Regions from separate parts of the Homo sapiens genome. Here region 2 is linked to region 1. A link is a loop called in an ENCODE intact Hi-C map of the cell type or tissue named here. Cell type or tissue: dorsolateral prefrontal cortex. All regions are shown on one strand. Each heading gives the region's core, and the rest is flanking DNA. Links, peaks and the distances in the headings are about the cores only.

What was found. Peaks named below come from ENCODE experiments on the same cell type or tissue, not always from the same donor. Only the 100,000 strongest peaks of a DNase experiment are listed, where the experiment ranks them.
Region 2: it touches region 1 in a loop (2.6-fold over the local background); 12 of 110 quality-filtered maps call a loop at or near these places.

The regions. Positions count from the first base shown.
Region 1 is chr10:98,393,564-98,396,468 of GRCh38, reverse strand. PYROXD2 (pyridine nucleotide-disulphide oxidoreductase domain 2) reads left to right here. Exons shown (of 16, transcript NM_032709.3): 7 at 1,017-1,078; 8 at 1,176-1,273. It overlaps MIR1287 (microRNA 1287), which reads left to right and starts at 1,162; the gene lies at 1,162-1,251. In dorsolateral prefrontal cortex, for the core only: a CTCF peak has its summit at 1,787; a DNase peak (open chromatin) is centred at 1,888.
Region 2 is chr10:98,252,343-98,255,247 of GRCh38, reverse strand. It overlaps LOXL4 (lysyl oxidase like 4), which reads left to right. Exons shown (of 15, transcript NM_032211.7): 11 at 1,452-1,695; 12 at 2,780-2,895. Among named protein-coding and RNA genes, the nearest start is that of LOXL4, 14 kb to the left of the region's middle. In dorsolateral prefrontal cortex, for the core only: no CTCF peak of the experiment used is centred there; a DNase peak (open chromatin) is centred at 1,553.

The DNA.
Region 1 (2,905 bases), core at 273-2,772:
TTTGTTTCCCACATGTCTTCGTGGTTCAGCTGATTCCAGCTGGCTCAGCTGATCTGGTTTGGTCTCAGGCATGTGTTTGTGTCTGCAGCAGCTCAGTGGAGGCAGCTCTGCTCCAGGTACCTCTCGTCCTCCTTGTAGAAGCACATGCTGACCTGGGTGTGGACTTTTCACATCAGTGGCACAAGCACAGAGGGCATGCCCCAATGTACAGGCCTGTTTCAGTTCTGGGTTTGTGTCACATCGGCAAACATTCCACTGGCTGACCAAATCACATGGATGAGCCCAGAGCCAAGGAGCCAGGCAGGTTAACCAAGTTGTGGTGGGTTGAGAGGCACTGCAGACTTATACATTGCAAAGAGTATGGAGCCAGTGGAATCTATTACAAATGCAAAAAGTAGACACTGCCTCTCTCTCAGATAACCAGTCCAAGGAGCTCTGTGTGAAAAACAGGCAAAAAACATTTATTGAGCAACTACTATGTGTCAGACACTAAGCTAGGCCCAGGGGCTGTAAGGCTAGAGACCATGATTTCTACCCTGAAGGCCTTAAAGCCTAGTTTCTTTCTGAAATGGTCTGAATCAGGGTCATAGGAATGGATCAGCCATGCCAGCCTTCTCCCAGGATATGGGCCTTCCAGAGTTCGAAATAAGGGAATAAGGTACAAGTTTAAAATTTTCCAAAAATAATGCTAACTGCTTAAATGTATTAAGTACCCATGAACTTGCAAATGCTTTACCTAGCTCATTTAATCCTCACCGTAGCCCTTGGGGTGTAAAATAGGATTCCCATTTTACAGGTAAAGAAGCAGGTTCAGAGATGTTAAAAATGTGTCCCAGGCACTGCAGCTAGTGAGAGGTGTGGCCAGGACTCAAGCTGGATCTGTCCCTGCATTGGCTGTGCTATACCACCTCCTGGCAGGAAGTCTCAGCATCCTCCATGCTTTTATCCCCCAGGCCAGGTCGGAGGGTTTCCCTGTCACCTGTTTCAACTTCTGTTTTGTGGATCTTCTCTTGTAGGCCGCATCCTGGGAGCCCAGCTTCCCCGATATTATGAGGTCCTCACAGCTCCCATTACCAAGGTGAGTGGTTCCCCAGCCTCAGGCCCGACCAGGCAGTGAGAGGGCCCTCCTCCCATCCAGGCTCCTAAGCCCTTCTCTCTGCTGTTGTGCTGTCCAGGTGCTGGATCAGTGGTTCGAGTCTGAGCCTTTAAAAGCCACTCTAGCCACAGATGCAGTGATTGGAGCCATGACAAGTCCCCACACTCCGGGGAGTGGGTGAGTGAGGGGGGTGAGGTGGGACACAGGAGTGGGGCATGTTCCCCAACAGGAGTGAGGACAACAGTGGCAGTGGCAGCAACAACAGCTGCCACTTAACAGAGCTCACCCAGTGAGCCAGGAACCGAGCCAGGCACATCACACACGATCCACTTAACCCTCAGAGCAACATCTGAGAACTGCGGTTCAGAGAAGGGAGTGTCTTGCCCAAAGCCACTCAGCTGGTAAGTGGCAAGGCTGATTTCCAGCTTGAGGTGTCTGACTCCCCAAAATCTTCCTTTTTAGTGACTGTGCCCTACTGCTTCACTAAGAAAAGCCTCTCTCCCACCTCCCGCTTGATAGCTCAAAATTAATATCTTCTTTTCTCTCCTCTTCCCTTCCCTCTTCTACCTCTCCACTCCCGCAAACGCCCATTCTCCCTTCTCTCTCACTGTTCCTTCCCCTGGGCTCTGGTACACACTCACACAGACACCTCAGGATGGACAGGAAGCTGCCTTTTTCTTTATGAGTGAGGGTTTGTGCTGACAGCCCAATCCGAGAGGTGGCAGTCAGACACAGCAAAGCCTGCAGTGTGGTCTGACTTAATGAGCCCCCGCAGAAGCAGGAATGGAAGGCTGTGTGTGTGTGTGTGTGTGTGTGTGTGTGTGTGTGTTGGGATGGAGAATGCAGCCAAGGGTTGGGCCGTTTCCAGTGCACCAGAAGATACAGCTAGAAGCTAGAAGCTAGAAGGCGTCGACGTGGCTTTTCTCTCAAGGGATGAGCACACCCTCGGAAGTGGTTTTTCAACACATATTAAGCCGGCCCCAAATTCCCCCAGGGCGATGGAGATGGGGGCTTGGCAGCAGTTGCCACACATTGGCCAAGCTGTGATCTACCAGCCAATCTGGATCTTCCAGCTGGGGCCTCCTGCCCTTTTCTCTTCGGATCCCTGGGAGGCTTAACCAGTGCTCCGTTTGTGATCTTTAAGTAATCTGTTCCATCATTAATTCTTCCAACAAATATGGATGAGCGCTTGCCTGTGCTAGGTGCTGGGGATACGGTAGTGAGCGGAGCAGATGTCCTGATGGGTGAGAGACACAGAGCGAGTGATGATGATGAAGTGGCGTGAGTGTGATGCTAGGAGGAGCAGCCGGGACACAGCCTGGTCTAGGGTCAGAGAAGCCTCTACATGGAAGAGGTGTTTGATCTGAGACCCAAAGGACAAAGAGGAGTTAACAAAACATAAGATGAGGGAGGGAGGGGCTTCAGGCCGACAGAACAGCAGGGGAAATGCTGGGGTTGAGAGAACGTGTGATCCACCCAGGAAATCGAGAGGTTCTGTTAGTTAGGAGGATGGGATATGGATAGGGGGACAGGATGAGGGATGAGGCTGGAGTGCCTGCTAGAAGACTGGCCATTATCCTAAGAGCAGTGCCAAGCCGGGGAGGCTTGGAATGGTGATAAGTGAGTGGCAGGAGCAGAGCTGGGCTTTAAGATAGGGCTCCAGGATATATGTGGACAAGACCTGCAGGAGAGAAAGTGTGGGAGAGGGGGTCCAATGAGGGGCACTACTGCAGCAGCATAAGGAAGAGAAGAGAGGCTGAGAGGTGGGATGACCTTGAAAGCCCTTTGGAGGCTGAGTTGGTGTTGCTT
Region 2 (2,905 bases), core at 211-2,710, 140 kb after region 1:
TGTATACTGGGTTACAGCATAAAATGTATTTCTTACTGTGGTTTGTAGTCAGAAAAGCAGTTTGAAAGCTGTCGTAGAGGACATACAAATATGAGCACACCCGGGGCCAAGGCCCAGCTGTGTGTTCTCTTCCTGAGCTGTGGGATTTACCCAAAAAGACTTTGGGACAAGGCCATCTGTGGCATTGCTCTGCCCCACAAACCCAGATTCTTAGGGCAGCAGCATCTCTGACATCTCCCAGCCAGGTCAGTGCCAAGATGGACTATATCCAGCCCAAAGGTTACAGATAGCATCAACCCAAGTGGCCACTTGACCTTGTTCGTGGCCAAATTTCGACACCAAGATATCCTTCATCTTTGTCAGTGAGCTCCTGGCTTCCTCTCTGTCCAGGGCACCCTGGGGAGAACACTGGGCCCATCCATCAGACCCTCCCCTGCAGGGATGGGGCATGAGAGTGGACCTCCCCATCACCAAGGCCTCCCAGCACGTGGGGAGCCTGCTCCTCACTTGACTCCCCTTCCTGGGAACCTCGAACCCCTCCCTGCTCCACTGCCTACAGTGGGAGCGCTCTTCTTGAACACATTTGATCCTTCACGACAACTTGGCACAGTCAGCCAATCTGCAGTCTCTGTAACCACCTGTTTTTCCTCCCTGGCTTTTCACATTGCTTTCTTTCCTTTACTCTCTCTTCTCATTCTCTCTGAAAGCTCGCCTTCTTTCACCAAGAAACTCTAGGTTTGTCAGTGGGCACTTCCTGGCTCTCTCCAATATATACCACAGGACCCTACATGGCCAACTGCCAGATGCAGATGGCTCCAGCCTGGGGCAAGCTGCGGCCGGCCTGCCCAGGTGGCATGCATGCTGTGGTCAGTGGTGTGGCAGGGCCTCACTTCCGCCCAGGACTACTTTAGTGATAGTGATTTTTAGTGACAGTACAGGCAAAGTATCCAGGTTAGGTATCAGCAGAGCTTTTTGAGAGGATTATATGAACTAAGCTACATAAAGGCACTTTACAGGCTTAAAAGCATTTTACAAAATAAATACTAGCTTCAACTGCATGTTTACTTAGGCCAGACATGTTACAGGTGTCATCAGATTAATATCACCATTATCTTCATCTTACAGATGATGAAAATGAGAGACAAAATGGTTAAGCAGTTATAGAGCTAGTGAATTATACAGTCAGAAAGTAAGCCAAGAATGAACCCAGGTGGCCTGGCTCCAAAACCAGCAAGCCTAACCATGACACTGTAGCTGCCTCCCAGGTTAAGGTGATAGACTTCCTTTAAATGTTATTAGAACTCACCATCTCCTGACTCTTAAAACTGCCCTTCTTTTGTGGGGTCCTCTCGGAGGGTTTAATCTGGGGGCAAGCTTGCCCTCTGTGCTGGAGACTAAGACTGGCTGCCTTTCCACCCTTTGAGTCACTGCCATGCCCTCCGCCGCCCCAGGTGCACCAGACCTGGTGATGAACGCCCAGCTAGTGCAGGAGACGGCCTACTTGGAGGACCGCCCGCTCAGCCAGCTGTATTGTGCCCACGAGGAGAACTGCCTCTCCAAGTCTGCGGATCACATGGACTGGCCCTACGGATACCGCCGCCTATTGCGCTTCTCCACACAGATCTACAATCTGGGCCGGACTGACTTTCGTCCAAAGACTGGACGCGATAGCTGGGTTTGGCACCAGTGCCACAGGTTAGAGCCTGCCCATGCATTGGCACTAGAGGGTTAGGAACAAAAAGCAGGGTCCAGGGAGCAGTTTGGCCCTTCCCTGGCCACAGGCAAGTTTTCCTGGGAGGGGTGTGCGCTCTCCTTGCTGGCCTTGCCTGCAGGAGGCAGTGAGGACAGCGGCATCCACCTGCCCCTCCATCGCTCTCGCCTTCACTATGTCAATGGTGCCCGTGGGGTCTGTTTCCCACAGCAACATCCCATAGAGGCGTCACCGCCAGCAGAGTTGTTCTGTTAGAATGGTATTTGACACTTTTCCTATGTTGGATCATAGGCCTTGTCTTCAGAAGCCAGGTAAAGTGGGGACTCCCAGGAACCTGGGGGCCCAAAATAGACATCCCATCCAGGGTGCTGGCTCTGCAGGAAAAGCTCGCTGATTCCTTCAGTAGTAAGGCAAGGCCCTCAAAGAACAGCATGAACAGACTGCCACTAAAAAAGTGACAATGAACATTCTTTCCTATCAGGAGCTTCCAGACCAGAGAGAGGGAGAGACAATGCCTGTGACAAAGGCAGAATTGTTTTTTCTTCTTCAGAACATAGCCACGGGTGGAGAAAGTGGAAAGGAATGGGCAATGACTTTGGGACTTGGTCTCGCCTGAGATAATAAGCACCTTTCCCTGTAGCATGAACAGAGCTGTCATTATAACTGGATTGGAAACAATGGTAGCAATTTGGTCCCAGGCTTACAGGGACCCTCTTCCCAGCAGGTCAGCTCCTAGGCTGCTCACAGACCCGGTGCCCCGCCTCTCCCCCCAGTTCAGGCCTTGCTGTCAGGCACCAGCCTCCTGGAGGCGACCAGAGCAGGGCTTCTACCTCTTGCCTGGGTTGAGACCCTAGGTGGTGGGGGCAGCTGTACTTGCTGCCTGGCAGGGGTGCCAGCAAAGGAGGCTGTGCGTCACACTAATCTCGGGTTTGGGAGGGAGAAGGGCACTGCCTACTATAACTTTCCTCTCGGGTCATGATGGGGCCTGGGGCCTGTCTTCCCTACCAGCCCCTCCAGAGAGGACCCTCTCCTGTTGCTGCCGCACTGACAGCTCTACCCCTTCTGCAGGCATTACCACAGCATTGAGGTCTTCACCCACTACGACCTCCTCACTCTCAATGGCTCCAAGGTGGCTGAGGGGCACAAGGCCAGCTTCTGTCTGGAGGACACAAACTGCCCCACAGGTATGTGGTT